3 separate regions of the Homo sapiens genome follow, and all the other regions are linked to region 3. The links are chromatin contacts, found by Hi-C or POLR2A ChIA-PET in ENCODE. All regions are on one chromosome and are shown on one strand. Each heading gives the region's core, a stretch centred on a gene start or an enhancer-like site at or near the end of the contact. The rest is flanking DNA. Distances are from core to core; before and after follow the strand shown.

Region 1 (4,307 bases), core at 1,460-3,959, 270 kb after region 3:
GCAAGTTTCACTTTACCTACTTTAGGATTCATGCTTTTACAGGTGTTCCAAGAGTCAGAAGGCAGGTCCTCCCTAAACCTGGGTGTAGAAGGAAGGCCACATAACAACTCTCAACTAAAAGCTGTTCTCGAATGGCCAGCAAGTGCATAACCAGCACCCCTCCCTCTGCTTGCTCTGGGTTGCCAGCAGTGGCCTGGCCTGTGGATGGCATGTCATCCTCTGGCACTGCTTACCTGATGACAAGTGGTAATCTAGCAGGGCTGTTTTACAGTCTTTGGTATTTACAGAACCACTCTGTTATGAAACTTTTGATTTTGCACCTCAGCTGGCTTAGAAGGCTGCAAGAGAACATGACACTGCGAACAAATAATTCCTGCGATACTGTGCGAGGTTTTTCATTCCTTTTCATGGCTGGGCTGTAATATCATTTATAAGAACCCTGCGCTTCATCTGTCTTCATGTCTGAGCCTCCGCTGGGTGTGTTTGCATGCCTGTGTCTGAAGCTCACAGAGGTACAAAGGCTTGTCACAAGCCCCAGTGTGGCAAAGCAGTGTATTTGAGGGCTGGGATTTTTACCTTAACATCTCAGAGTAAGATTATACCATACACAAAATTGCCTCATTGATAGCAGCCACGGCCAGAGTGCTAAAAACAAGAGTAGTAAATTTGTATCTACACACCTTACTATTAAAGAATTCATCTACCATTCTGGATCTTAACAGCCACAGGCTATGAAGATGTTTGCCCTGGATATGAGATTCTGTGACTCTTACTCCGTCTTTCTTATAAATGCTAAAGCAGACCCATTCTTTTAAACAAACAATGGAAAACCATTTTTATGAAGGAAGAAACTGTCTTTCCAACAAAACCCTTTCCATGTTTTTACATGAAAGAAGATCTCTAGTAGACATTTCTCTGGCCAAAAAAACCTTTCGCCTAGCCTTAGAGAATTTCTCTTCGGCTGTATTCTTAGAGCAGAACTCATCTTCAGAAGGTTCTTCCATCTGTGCCTTACCAATTCATTTGCAGACAGAGTGGCCTGATCTAACAGCATGTAATGGAAAGTAGGCACAATTTAAGATCAGAGACCTGCATTTAACCCCCAATCTGTACCTTATCAGTAGGGGGACCATATATCCCCTTTTATGCCTGTTATCCCAGCATAATCATCAATAGCACCCCTCTTCACTCTCAAAAGCATCCTGATTTGGATGATAAATTATATGACCACCTTGCTTATTATGTGAGTCACCCCAGACAACATACTTCACTTTCCCTCATAAGTTTCACGTTTGTCCGGTGAAAATAAGGGAAGCTAATATACATGGTTATCCCAAGCATGACATTAGACAGTGTGCACAAGACACGGTAACAGGAGGACCCAGTATTCCCAGTACACCAGCTACCATGCCCAAAAGGTCTGTTCTCAGAGAGAAAGTATTCATCTGCATGTGTGAGGTCCTCACCTTTTGGTTGTCAAGTTGAAGACAGGACCTATATTTTCCACTTTCTACTGTGATATGGTCTATAAAATGGTAATGGGATCTATCCGTGTCCAGCAGCTGCACAATTAATTCTGTCATCCATCTGACCAGAAGATGGACCACACATGGGTACTTTAACTCCTACACTTTAGACCTTCTGGACTTTATTTATGCTCTCCACAAAGTAGGATTAAAATATGAAACAGTCTGAGTGAATGTGGTTCAGAGTGGGGGAGGGGAGTGGTCAGAGATCCTACAGACTGAATCACTAACTCTTAGCGAGTAAATTTGGTGAATTTCTTGCTTTCTCAAGCCAAAAAAAAAAGGGCAATGATAGAAGAACAGCTTCTTAATAAAATTATGTTAGGTATCTCACTTTAAAAATTAGGCCTAGGTCAGACTCACCTCTATAATCCCAGGACTTTGGGAGGCTGAGGTGGGAAGATCACTTGATCCCACGAGTTTGAGACCAGTGACCAGTGACCAGCGCCACTGCCCTCTAGCCTGGGCAAGAGAGCAAGACTCTGTCTCAAAACAAAAAAAAAAAAAACAGGCCTAATTGTGCCAACAATCTTGAACACAAATCTGTAATATCAATCAGTGACTCAGAAAGCAACATAACTTTGCTATTTCCATTTGCAAAAAAAAAAAAGAAAAGAAAGGCGAGATGCTATCCCTTCATTGATAAACTTGTTAAATACAAATACATTATCTTTAAACAGTAAGAATATAATGTAATGTAACTGCCTCAATAATAAAACTGACCAATAACATAGAAAAATGAAGCAGAAAAAAAAAATAGAGACTATTCTAGTCCAAGCTTCAGCGTTAATATTTTTTTAAACAAAGAACGAAAAATTATTATTCCCATTATCTTTTCATATGGTTATCCGAGGGATTTGTGTTGAATACAAGAAATCCCTCCCCGCTCTGACTTCTAAAGAAACAGGAAGGAAATGTTCAGCATTTTCATGCTCTAAATATAGCTACAAGTGGAAAGAGATGCCCATGGCAGCACAGCAATGACTTCAAGTCTGCAGCCTGACGAGGTGCAGTACAATAAGCTCTTCTGTGGACAGAGTCATTTCCTATCAAGAGAAGTTTCCAGAAACAGAAAAGGGCTGACTCCACTCTCAGAAATCCAGGTACAGCAGCGGCAGAGCACCCTCTGGGCTGGACTCACTGAGTGGCAAGCGGGAAGCCAAGAGGAAGTGCATTCCTATGGCGCTGACTACCTCCAAGCCAAGCCCCAATTCCTAGGGGATGCCCCTCTGTCCAAAGCCATACGCCAACAGGAAAACACCCCTGGCAACCATGTGCACAACATATTTCTTGGGCAGAGACCTATTTCTTAGAGTGCTGTTGTCGATGATATAACCTTAAAGCATACCAAGAGGAAAACAGGGGGTTAATGTGTATTTAGGGCATTTTCCTGCAGAATGTCTGTGGGTTTTCTCCACTTGAAAAACTGAAACTGAAGCTGAAATCAGACTTCTGTTTAGGATTCAGATAATTAGGACATTTGGCTTTAAATGAATCACATACCTTGTAGTGACAGATATGGCCTTGCTAGAGGAACGTTCTGACAAACTTGCCTCCCTGGATATGATAAACCAGTGAGCCAAGAATAGAGCTCAATTCTTTGACCAGGTCTAAGATAAAAAGTTGGAGATAAGCCCACACCCACTCTACAAACGCACCTGACAGCCTTGGAGAAAGCCCAAGTCAGGAGGAGGTCAACTCTTGATGAAGAGGAGGGAAAGGGGAGCAGTGGGTGTGCAGGGTCTAGAACACACCACAATTCTACTGTACCCCTTGGCAAACTAGGGGCAGCCTATGGACTCCTTCTCAGAAAGACTTTTTTAATGCATAAAATAAAATACACAGGACTGCAGAGGAAATCAATGATATTGAAATACTGTTACCAAAATATTTTTTATATTTATTTATTTATTTTATTTATTCATGTATTTTGAGACAGAGTCTCACCCTGTTGCCCAGGCTGGAGTGCAGTGGTGCAATCTCAGCTCACTGCAACCTTTGCCTCTGGGATTCAAGTGATTCTCCTGCCTCAGCCACCCTAGTAGCTGGGATTACAGGCACCCGCCACCACGCTCAGCTAATTTTTTATTTTTGGTAAGAGACAGGATTTTGCCATGTTGGCCATGCTGGTCTCAAACTCCTGGCCTCAAGTGGTCCGCCCACCTCGGCCTCCCAAAGTGCTGGTATTACAGGCATGAGCCACCGCGTCTGGCCCCCCAATTTTTTTTTTAATTGGTAAATGGCAATACCTGCAGCTTGTATCTTAACACATTAAATAATACTATCTAGCAACAGGTGCAACAACCACCGTAATTTCAAAGTGGTGATGAATACTGGTATTTCAACACACCTGTTAATCATCTCTAATGTGACATGAAAATATTAGATTTCTATTGGTGACAAAGTCACAAACAGCACTAATACTACTGTGACTTATGTCCAACCTTCCAAAGTGAAAGAATTGCCAAATTTTGGCTAGAAGTTAGGGAAAATGAAAGTGTAATATTTTCCCATGCAAGTTCACAGGTTTCCCTGAAACCTTGTGCAGTTATGAAACTCATGTGACAACCTAATTTTACCTTCCATTCCTGCAGTTTTTCCAGAATAATGCAGAGACCTACACGGGAGCCATGGCCCAGCAAGAGCCAAAAACTACCTGTATGCATGGGAGGGTGGAGGTTGTACAACAAGGACAGTCCACCACCCATGGCTGTGGCTCGGGGAGGAGCACTATGGGACCAATATCTCTATTTCTGCTATACCCCACATGTGGGCCAAGGT
Region 2 (4,584 bases), core at 754-3,253, 260 kb after region 3:
TTACCACCTGGGCAACAAAAGAGGCAGGAGTCGTTAACAACCTCACACAGACCTAAGAAGAATGACACAGGCCAAACAGACAGAGACCTGGACGAACTTATCTGGACAGCCCATAACAAGCCATGTTTTGCACTTTTCTTCCAGCCTTCATTTCCTTTTTGGCACTCCATGATCCCCTCCAGGTGTTTCTGATGCACACTACGGTTTGAGAACCTGTGACCTAGAAATGTATTCGGAAGGGTCTCTGTATGCAAATAAACAAGATCTCATGCACAGACCGGCGGCCTGTGCAGAAGCGCACAAGCTGAGCTGGGGGAGCAGCATTCATTCATCTCACAGTTAGGGAGCAGTAGAGGCCAGGCCTGCGTTGTGTGCTGCTGGACGTCCTAGGCTTCCTGGAGCATAAAGTATAGGAGAGCTTGAAGATATAAATCAAGCAAGCCTACGGATGAATACAGAATTACAAACTGTGGCAACTACTATGAAGAAAAGAACGGCGGGGAGAGCAGCAGAGAATAATGGGGATCTGCTCTCAGCTGAGGGGTCCAGGGAGGCCTCCCTGCGGAAGGAAAGGACATTTAAGTGCAGATAGGAAGAGGCAGGAGTTGGCCAGAAAAAGAGGGAAGGAAGGAAGCTTTCTCAGAAAAAGAACACCATGTGCAAAGGCCCTGGAGCTGGGGAGAGCATGGTACTTTGGAGATCCTGAAAGAGCCAGTGTGGCTAGAAACAGAGGGAGGCAGGAGGACAAGTGAAAATGAAGCTGGAGATGTCACCTGGGCCAGAGGTATGACCAAGAGTCTGTGTTGGCATCTAAGCTTAAAAAGGATGGCCCTGAATTTTAGTAGAATATTGACAATAAAAATAACAACCAACATTTTTTCCAGTACTTACTATGTGCCAGGCCCTGTCCTAAGTGCTCCATATAAAAAGGTAATCCTTACAACATTCCAACAAGTAGATTCCACTCCTATCAGCATGCCACTTTACAGATGAGGACACAATTCAATTCAGCTGCTCCAAGTCAGACCTAGTTAAGGACTGAAACACAATCAGACCAACTTCAGAAACCAAGCTCTCAACCACTTCGTCACTCTGCAGGAGAATGGAGAAGCAGATGGACCTCAATGATCTGCTTTGCATTTTCAGAAGCTCAATGTGGATGCCGTGCAGACAGGGAAGTGAGAATGGAAGCAAAGGACACGGCATCTTCCAGGCCAGAAATGGCAGGAGCCTGGGCCAGGGTGGTGGCAGCAGAGATGTCCAAGACACAGGAATTCTGGGCGGTGGGGAAAGAGAGCACTCTCCTAGGGACTGTTTCACATGTGCCAAACTCCTGACCATGAACAAAGTTTGCGCGTCCTAACCCACCCCATCCACCTGCCATCAGACAATGTGAATAAGCGCCCAGGAGAGTTCTCCCTCTTCTGCAGGACTGACCCAAAACACAGGGCGGTCACTGAGCCTCTGTTATTCCTAAGAGTTAGCATTGATGAAAAAGTCTGTTCTTTGTTTAGAAGGGATGTCATTATCCTCCAGGAAAGGTCACAGATGACCAAGACACCTCACGGTGGTGCCCTCAAGAACACTGACCAGATTCAAACTCAGATACAAAAAGATGCTTCTAGCTTGAATTTTAACAAGCAGAGTTTCTCTTTAATTAACTTGATCGCCTCACAGCTCATTAGAGAGAGTCAGACAGCACAGTTGTCAGGATGGCTCGTGTTTCTAGAAAACTCCCACCTATGGCTTGGTAAAACGGTATGGATCTTGGAGAGGCCATTTCCTTGGATGAGATTTAGAGTCTCAGGGGTGTGGTCAGTGTCCTCTGACTTCAAATAAAAAGAGTGTTGTGGGGTAGATAATGGAGGCTTACCACCAGCTTACACAGCCTGAGAATCAAAACCACTGACAGCTCCGTGCAGGCAATGGGGACACCTGGACGGGCGGAACCACTGAGTTTCTTGTCTCCCGTGACAGGTCTAATCAGGACTTCCCCAAAACGGGGCTTGCCTGTGCCCTCTGACCTGCATGTCTGAACACAGCATGGATAGGCCTGGCAGGATATGGAGGAGGACACAGAAGGGGAGGAGTGGGTGGGAGCAGGGCCATTTCCTTATATAAATAAGTCGCAGCCTCTCGTATTGCAACAGTTGTGAAAAAGTCCACACCCATTTCAGAGTTTTGAAAGACTTCATCTGAGATAGGTGGAGAGGGCCAAGTGCCCCTCTGAAGCTCTTTCCTGCGTGCCATCCGTTCCCTGACCCATATTCGTTTCTCCCAAATTCCTCCTCATTACCTGCTGCCTTAATTGGCCACAAAGTCTATGTATTATAAGTGGAAACTATTAATAACACCTGGTGGGTGAAAATGCTATGGCTCTTATTTACAAAAGTATTAAATTAAGTACCTCTTGTTTTGCGGGGCTCTGGGTATTTTTTTTCCATAGGATAAAAAAATAAAATAAAATAGGGCATAAGAACAAAGAGCTACAGCCCTGCCGTTGCCCCTATGGAAGGGGCCGAGAAACTTCTAATGATGAGGGAAGGGAGGGAGAGAGTGGAGCGGAGAAGCCCATGTCTCTGGGCCTTAACCCTCATAGCATTAGGGCCTTCTCCTCCCAAGGAACCATAAGCAAGAGTTAATATGTCACTCAGCAAACACTGCTCGAGAAGTATAGTCAGTCGTCTGCTATAAGGAAATCGTCCTCGAGTGGCCTGTAAGACTCTGAGTGAGTGGCTTAATCACCCAGCAGGGCCTAGCAGGCAATACAGAAAACTCCTCCGAGACAGCAAGCCTGTAAAGGCAAAGCATTATCATTTGTAACAGGATTAATAACAACATGGGCTGGAAACAAACAGACACCACTGGATTACGTTTCCAGCCTCTTCAGGGAGACCATCGAGTTCAATGAAGGGTTTTATTTCTTTGTTTTTAAACAAGACAGCATCTCCCACCATGTGACACCAAGAACCCTCTCCAGGGAAATCAGTTCTTGTGCATTTGTCCTGCCAATGACAGGCAGCCTGAGGTACAGGGATTAAAACAGTTAGTCAGGAGAAGGTCCAGGAGGAATTTTACAATTCCAATTTAATAATAAAAAAAAAGAAAGAAGACCAAGGGTCTCCTGATTAAGCCTCAGCACTTTAAAAAGGGCTTAAGGGGATCAATATTCCCATGTCACAGTGCTCCTTAAGTTATTTTTTTAACCACTTGGGGCCTTGATTAAAAATGTGGACTCTGGCCCGGCGTGGTGGCTCACGCCAGTAATCCCAACACTCTGGGAGGCTGAGGCAGGCAGATCATTTGGGGTCAGGAGTTCGAGACCAGCCTGACCAATATGGTGAAAGCCCATCTCTACTAACCCATCTCTACTAAAAATACAAAAAAATTAGCCGGGCGTGGTGGCACATGCCTATAGTCCCAGCTACTTGGGAGGCTGAGACAGGAGAACTGCTTGAACTCAGGAGGTGGAGGTTGCAGTGAGCCAAGATCACACCACTGCACTCCAGCCTGGGCGACAGAGTGAGATTCCATCTCAAAAAAAAAAAAAAAAAAAAAAGTGGACTCCATGCCTGGAAAGGGTATGCTTAGAGATCTCCCCTTTTGACAAGTTCCTTTGGACTTCCTTACGCAACTGAGGTTGCCAAAGCACTGCCCTATTTCATTAATGCACTGCTGATATACAGCTAAAGTCAGAGAACGATTCATACTTTTCTTTTAAAACTAAGAAGATAAACTCAGTCACATTTGCACATAACTTGGAGACAAACATAGTTACCACGTTCATTAGTGAAGTCTCTGGCTTCCCAATTTTTTCAACAGATAGTTCATTATTTTGTAAAAAATTAAAAAGACATTGATTTTACATTTACTTCCTTTATTTCCTTTGGGGAAGATTGGCAGTGCAACATTTGGCAACAGAAAGAAGAGCTGTGAGTGACTGAGGTCCCATGGCAGTGAGTGGGTCCCACAGGGGATGAGTGAGTGAGGTCCCATGGCAGTGGACGGGTCCCATAGGGCGTGAGTGAGGTCCCATGGCGGTGGGCGGGTCCCATAGGGCGTGAGTGAGGTCCCATGGCGGTGGGCGGGTCCCATAGGGCGTGAGTGAGGTCCCATGGCGGTGGGCGGGTCCCATAGGGCGTGAGTGATAAGCGGGTCCCATGGTGGTAAGCAGGTCCCATAGGGCGTGAGGTCCCATGGTGGTAAGCGGGTCCCATGGTGGTAAGCGGGTCCCATAGGGTGTGAGTGAGTTCCCATGGCGGTGGGCAGGTCCCATAGGGTGTGAGTGAATGAGGTCCCATGGTGGTGGGTGGGTCCCAGAGGGGATGAGTGAGTGAGGTCCCATGGCGGTGGGCGGGTCCCAGAGGGGATGAGTGAGTGAGGTCCCATGGCAGTGGGCGGGTCCCATAGGGCATGAGTGAGGTCCCACGGCAGTAACCAGGTCCCATAGGGCATGAGTGAGTGAGGTCTCATGGCAGTGGGCGGGTCCCATAGGGCTTGAGTGAGTGAGGTCCCATGGCGGTGGGCGGGTCCCACAGGGCGTGAGTGAGGTCCCATGGCGGTGGGCGGGTCCCACAGGGCGTG
Region 3 (4,355 bases), core at 1,438-3,937:
CAGAGAATACATTCGTGATTCCCAGAGACTGGTGCGTGGGGATATGGGGAGATGTTGGTCAAAGTCTCAGTTATACAAGTTGATTAAGTTCTGGAGAACTAGTGTGCAGCATTATGACCATAGTTAACAATACTGTATTGCATACTTGAAATTTGCCAAAAAAGGAGATCTTAAGTGTTTTTACCATGAAAAAAATATCTATTTAATATGTAAGGTGATGGATTAGCTTGATTGTAATGACTATCTCACAATGTGTATATTTATCAAAACATCAAGGTGTACACCTTAAGCATATTTTTTGTCAAAAATAAACAAAAAACCCGAGGGATGATTTACTAGTTTCTTTCCCCCCGCCAAACTCCAAAGTTTCAAAGAAGTCAGTCACATGCTAAAGCAGAGATTCCTAAACTGAGATATTTTCACTGCTGGGCAGCATCTTTTTAAACTTTTCAAAAGAATAGGTTCACGGCAGACTGAATGTCCCCAGTCTCTGTGTCCTAGCACTTCCTACAGCACCTAGCACACAGATGTACATTAAGTATTGCCGACTTATAAATGAACAAACTGACCTCTTAATACAAAACCACTCCCCAAATGAAGAATTCAAATTTATTATTCTAGCAGAAGGAAAAAAAAAAAAAACCACACACACACACACAAGTGTGTGCACAACCCTTGTCAAAGGTTATCTGGGCCACGGATTAACCTTTTATAGATAAACATAGATCTTATTGAACTTCTATCTCCTTTGGCTATTTCACCAATGACAGGAAGGGTCAGAGAAAAATAACTCTCAAAGTAATCAGTTCTATAAATTGTCAAGGTTTCTGACTGATCAATAAAAAATAACCATTGAAAATGCATCTTATATACTATTTGGGAGAGAAAATGACTCAGAAGGGGTTTAAAAGTAGAACTGAAAAATATATGTTTTATAAACTGTCCTTCTACATTGATATGCCATGGGACGGATGCTAATCAATGTAATCCCCCAGCCAAAGGCCCTGAATGACAAGGATGCTGCTATGACTTCCCTTCATAAGCTGCCTGCAGAGTCACTTACTACTAACTACATAGAAATAATCAGAAAATCAATCTTATGGTTTCTTGCACACACCTATTTCTGACCAGATGAAGAAACACCCAGCTTGATCACTCACACGTAGCTGTAAAAGACTTTTGTTTATTGCCCTAAATCAAATCCAACTACCCTCAATGGTGATTCATCACACACTGCAGATTTTCAACAGGATCTCTGAAGGCAATTCAAATGAGGCTTCTGCAAATGGTTCTAGCAATGGTAGGATTACTTCTTGGGATGGTGGGTGAAAAAAATCAGTCACATTACTTCAGTTATCCATGATACATATGGTATCCTGAGGCTGATGGCTCTTTGAAAACTCCCACAGCCCACTTTTTATTCTCCAAAGCCCATCATGGGGAGCAGATTCTTCACAAGTATCTGCTAACCAGTTGATCTCACTCCCTAAACTTCAAACATTCAGGAAACCAGAGTTCAGCTATAATCAGAGGCTAGATTGTCTGAGTTTACAGTAAGCTAGAGTGGGGGTAGAGTGTCAAGATCCCTTACTTGGTGAAGGCAGAAGTAGATTCAAATCCTGCCCCTAACTTGCAAGGTGATGTGATCAGGTCATTTGCCTCTCTGAGCCTCTATACCCTCACCCTCCCACCCAATCATGTTAGATGAAGTTAATACCTACATGAGCACTCAATAAATAGCTATTATTCATATTATTCAAAATGGAATAATTTTGATAGATGCTTACCTCTCTCAGAGTTGGCTTGCCAATGAAAAAGTCTGTGTTTTTGCTGCTTTTGGGTGGGTTGAACTTGGGATTCAGAAAAGCACATCCATTTGCGATAGCTTCCAGGGGAGCTGGGCCCTCGTAAGGGAACCCAAGTCCAACAAACAACTGTAAGACAGAAAACCACACAGCGTATGAACACATCAGGCAGGACCATCAGGCAGGACGGGCATTCCTAGCTTGCAGGCGGCGATTCTGTGGCCCATTCCCGTGTGGACACCTCACTTTGGAAGGCTCCCAGGCCCTGGGGGGTGGGGCAGAGAGAATTCAGCTTACACCAGGATCTGAAAAACTACGAACTTTTAAAGTCCCCACAAAGCTGCTCAACTCACTATGCTCTCCTCCACCAAGGAACTAAAAAATTAAGTGTCTAGGGGTATCCACGGGGTAGGGAGGATGGAGTATTAAAAGAAAAACAACCACCACCACCACCAAGACCCAACAATAATCCTTCTGTAACTCACCAGGAGACATGACTGGAAAAACACTTGCTTAACTACACAGAAGGTTTCTTCATTGAACCAAAGAAACAACAGGCCCTTTCAGGAATGCTGGGCGGAGGGACAGAAAGGTCACTTGGAGGTTTGATTGCAGTTCAAACGGAACTGCTTTAAAATGATGGTAGGTCAGTAAACACAGGTTTTCATAATGGGGTTTACACTGGGGACACCAACATCTTGGTGTTGATTTTCCCCTCAGAGGGGAGAGAGGGTGCTGTGTTGCTGAATCTGCAAGGCAGCTGCTTCCCTCTCCAGCAGGCAAACCATGTGCTTCCCCCAAGACAGACCATAGATGGCAGCAACAACTTGCTCTCAGTCCTCAGAGCAACCACAGCAGCTGGAAGCCACGATGACAAAGGGGACAAGCTGCAGTTCAGTGGTGCTGATTTCCTGGGTCCAAAAATGAAATAACTGCTCACAGAAATGCCTCGGCACGTACCATCACAGTGGGTGTACTTCACACTGCTGGAGCACTGCAGGTTGTTGATGGGCAGGGTCCAGGTCTGGGCTTGACGAAGCTGTGTCCTCTCTACCCACATAAAAGCCTGTTCTGTTTCAGCCCCCAGGGGCACATTAAGTGAGAAAAGATAACTGGGCCCCAGGGCGTCCTTACCTTCTGCCATCACAGAGCATCACCCAACCACAAGGCCAGGTGTTGAGAATGAAGGAGATGGCTCAACTAGATTTAGCTGCAAGCTTGGTTCTGTTTTTCCCTCGGTCTTTTCACAGCAATCCCCTCCTTCTCACCAGCTTTCCTCTCTTAGCAGCTGCTCTAATTGAATGATCGTTTAGAAAGGTTCAGCTGGAGGGTGCCAGGCCCAAGCTGCCGGGCTGCATGTGTCAGGCCAACCCTGAGCACAGCCCATGGGTGACATACTGGAGAACCAGGTAGCTCCTGAAGGAATTCTGGGGCACAGCACTAACATCTCAGGTTTTCTGGACCTATTTACTTTTGTTTTGAACAGAATAGGGTACTCAATCTTTTTGGTTTTTTGAAAGAATAAATTTTCGTTTCCTGAAAACTGCGTGATCACAATGCCAGAGATGTCCACAGGGCAGGGAGCTGGGAAGAAAAGAAGCTTTAGAGGCCAGCAGAGCCCCTAATGCTGGCTGGGTCATTTCCCCCTTGGGCAGCAGAACCACCAGAGATCACGGGTGGGGGTGATGGTGGTGAGGAAAACATGGTAGCCAGGAGCCTGGAAGCTGTAGGATAAAGGGAAAGCTCTACTACCATTAGGAAGCTCCTGCTCTGCATCTTACTCTTATTATACAGCTAACAGAAACGAGATTGTCAGAGAGAACTTCTAACTATAGGGTGTGGCCTGGACATGTGGCTCAGGGGTGGGGGAGATCTGACTGCTGCAGATGAAATGGAAGGAAACAGTGGGAATGTACTAGTCCCACGACATCCCAGCTTTATGGAATATGAAGAATCCAGGGTTGTTATCTACCAGACTTGTGATCTCTGATTTGCCCTCTCCTATCAGACTTTGGAGAGGATGTGCCGGCTCTCCAGTGGAAAACAAATGACCTCTGTCAGGCCGTGGTTGGGCATAAGATAGCACAGGGAGTCCAGATCTTTCTGACTGAGGAGAAAAGTGCCAGAAGACGCAGATCAGGATTTCTGCAGGTTTAGTCAGAGAACCCACAGTGCCTCCTGACCTCTGAAAATCAGGGCCTGCCATGAAGTGTGGATACCTTCATCAACTCTAAATTTCAAAGAACAGCTTTGGAGGAAATGCAAGCAGCACAATGTTTGTCTATTTAAATAGAAAATCTTGGGAAAAATTTAATTAGCTTCTTTAGATCAATCTGAATCCATTAATTAAAAGGATTTGAGGCTGTTGCTTAATGGACTTGAATGTGACCTAGGTTTAATTATATCTGAACAACAATATGAACCATCTCTTCTGCCCTGTGGGCACCAGAATATCTCAGTACACATAAAATAAAAACTTTATTAACTCTCCCAAAGCCTCATATGTTTAGAATGAAGCCTAAGCAAATACAACATAATTTCCTGGCAATG

Evidence for each region. A loop is a pair of places that touch in the nucleus more often than their neighbours do. ChIA-PET counts read pairs that join two places held with the same protein, here RNA polymerase II (POLR2A). Pooled maps may share reads with other maps.
Region 1: a loop to region 3 is called in a map of cardiac septum, with 3 times the contacts of the local background. The contact joins two enhancer-like sites. A Hi-C loop is called at or near these places in 15 of 168 maps with a recorded cell type or tissue (CD14-positive monocyte, GM12878, GM18951 and 11 more). POLR2A ChIA-PET finds 5 or more read pairs at or near these places in 13 of 52 experiments (AG04449, AG04450, CD4-positive, alpha-beta T cell and 9 more).
Region 2: a loop to region 3 is called in a map with no recorded cell type, with 4 times the contacts of the local background. The contact joins two enhancer-like sites. A Hi-C loop is called at or near these places in 1 of 37 single-sample maps with no recorded cell type and 3 of 50 pooled maps. POLR2A ChIA-PET finds 5 or more read pairs at or near these places in 2 of 52 experiments (SK-N-SH and activated T-cell).

What each region holds. Positions count from the first base shown.
Region 1 is chr2:134,135,718-134,140,024 of GRCh38, reverse strand. It overlaps a transcript of MGAT5 not described here. Among named protein-coding and RNA genes, the nearest start is that of MIR3679, 11 kb to the right of the region's middle. Within about 2 kb of position 2,709, at least 17 of the 41 ENCODE cell types and tissues checked have a DNase peak (open chromatin) inside an H3K27ac peak, as active enhancers do; they include CD14-positive monocyte, breast epithelium and transverse colon, where a contact is called at or near this core.
Region 2 is chr2:134,151,875-134,156,458 of GRCh38, reverse strand. It overlaps a transcript of MGAT5 not described here. Among named protein-coding and RNA genes, the nearest start is that of MIR3679, 27 kb to the right of the region's middle. Within about 2 kb of position 2,003, at least 4 of the 41 ENCODE cell types and tissues checked have a DNase peak (open chromatin) inside an H3K27ac peak, as active enhancers do.
Region 3 is chr2:134,410,448-134,414,802 of GRCh38, reverse strand. MGAT5 (alpha-1,6-mannosylglycoprotein 6-beta-N-acetylglucosaminyltransferase) reads right to left here. Exons shown (of 16, transcript NM_002410.5): 12 at 1,788-1,934. Among named protein-coding and RNA genes, the nearest start is that of MGAT5, 160 kb to the right of the region's middle. Within about 2 kb of position 2,687, at least 16 of the 41 ENCODE cell types and tissues checked have a DNase peak (open chromatin) inside an H3K27ac peak, as active enhancers do; they include CD14-positive monocyte, breast epithelium and transverse colon, where a contact is called at or near this core.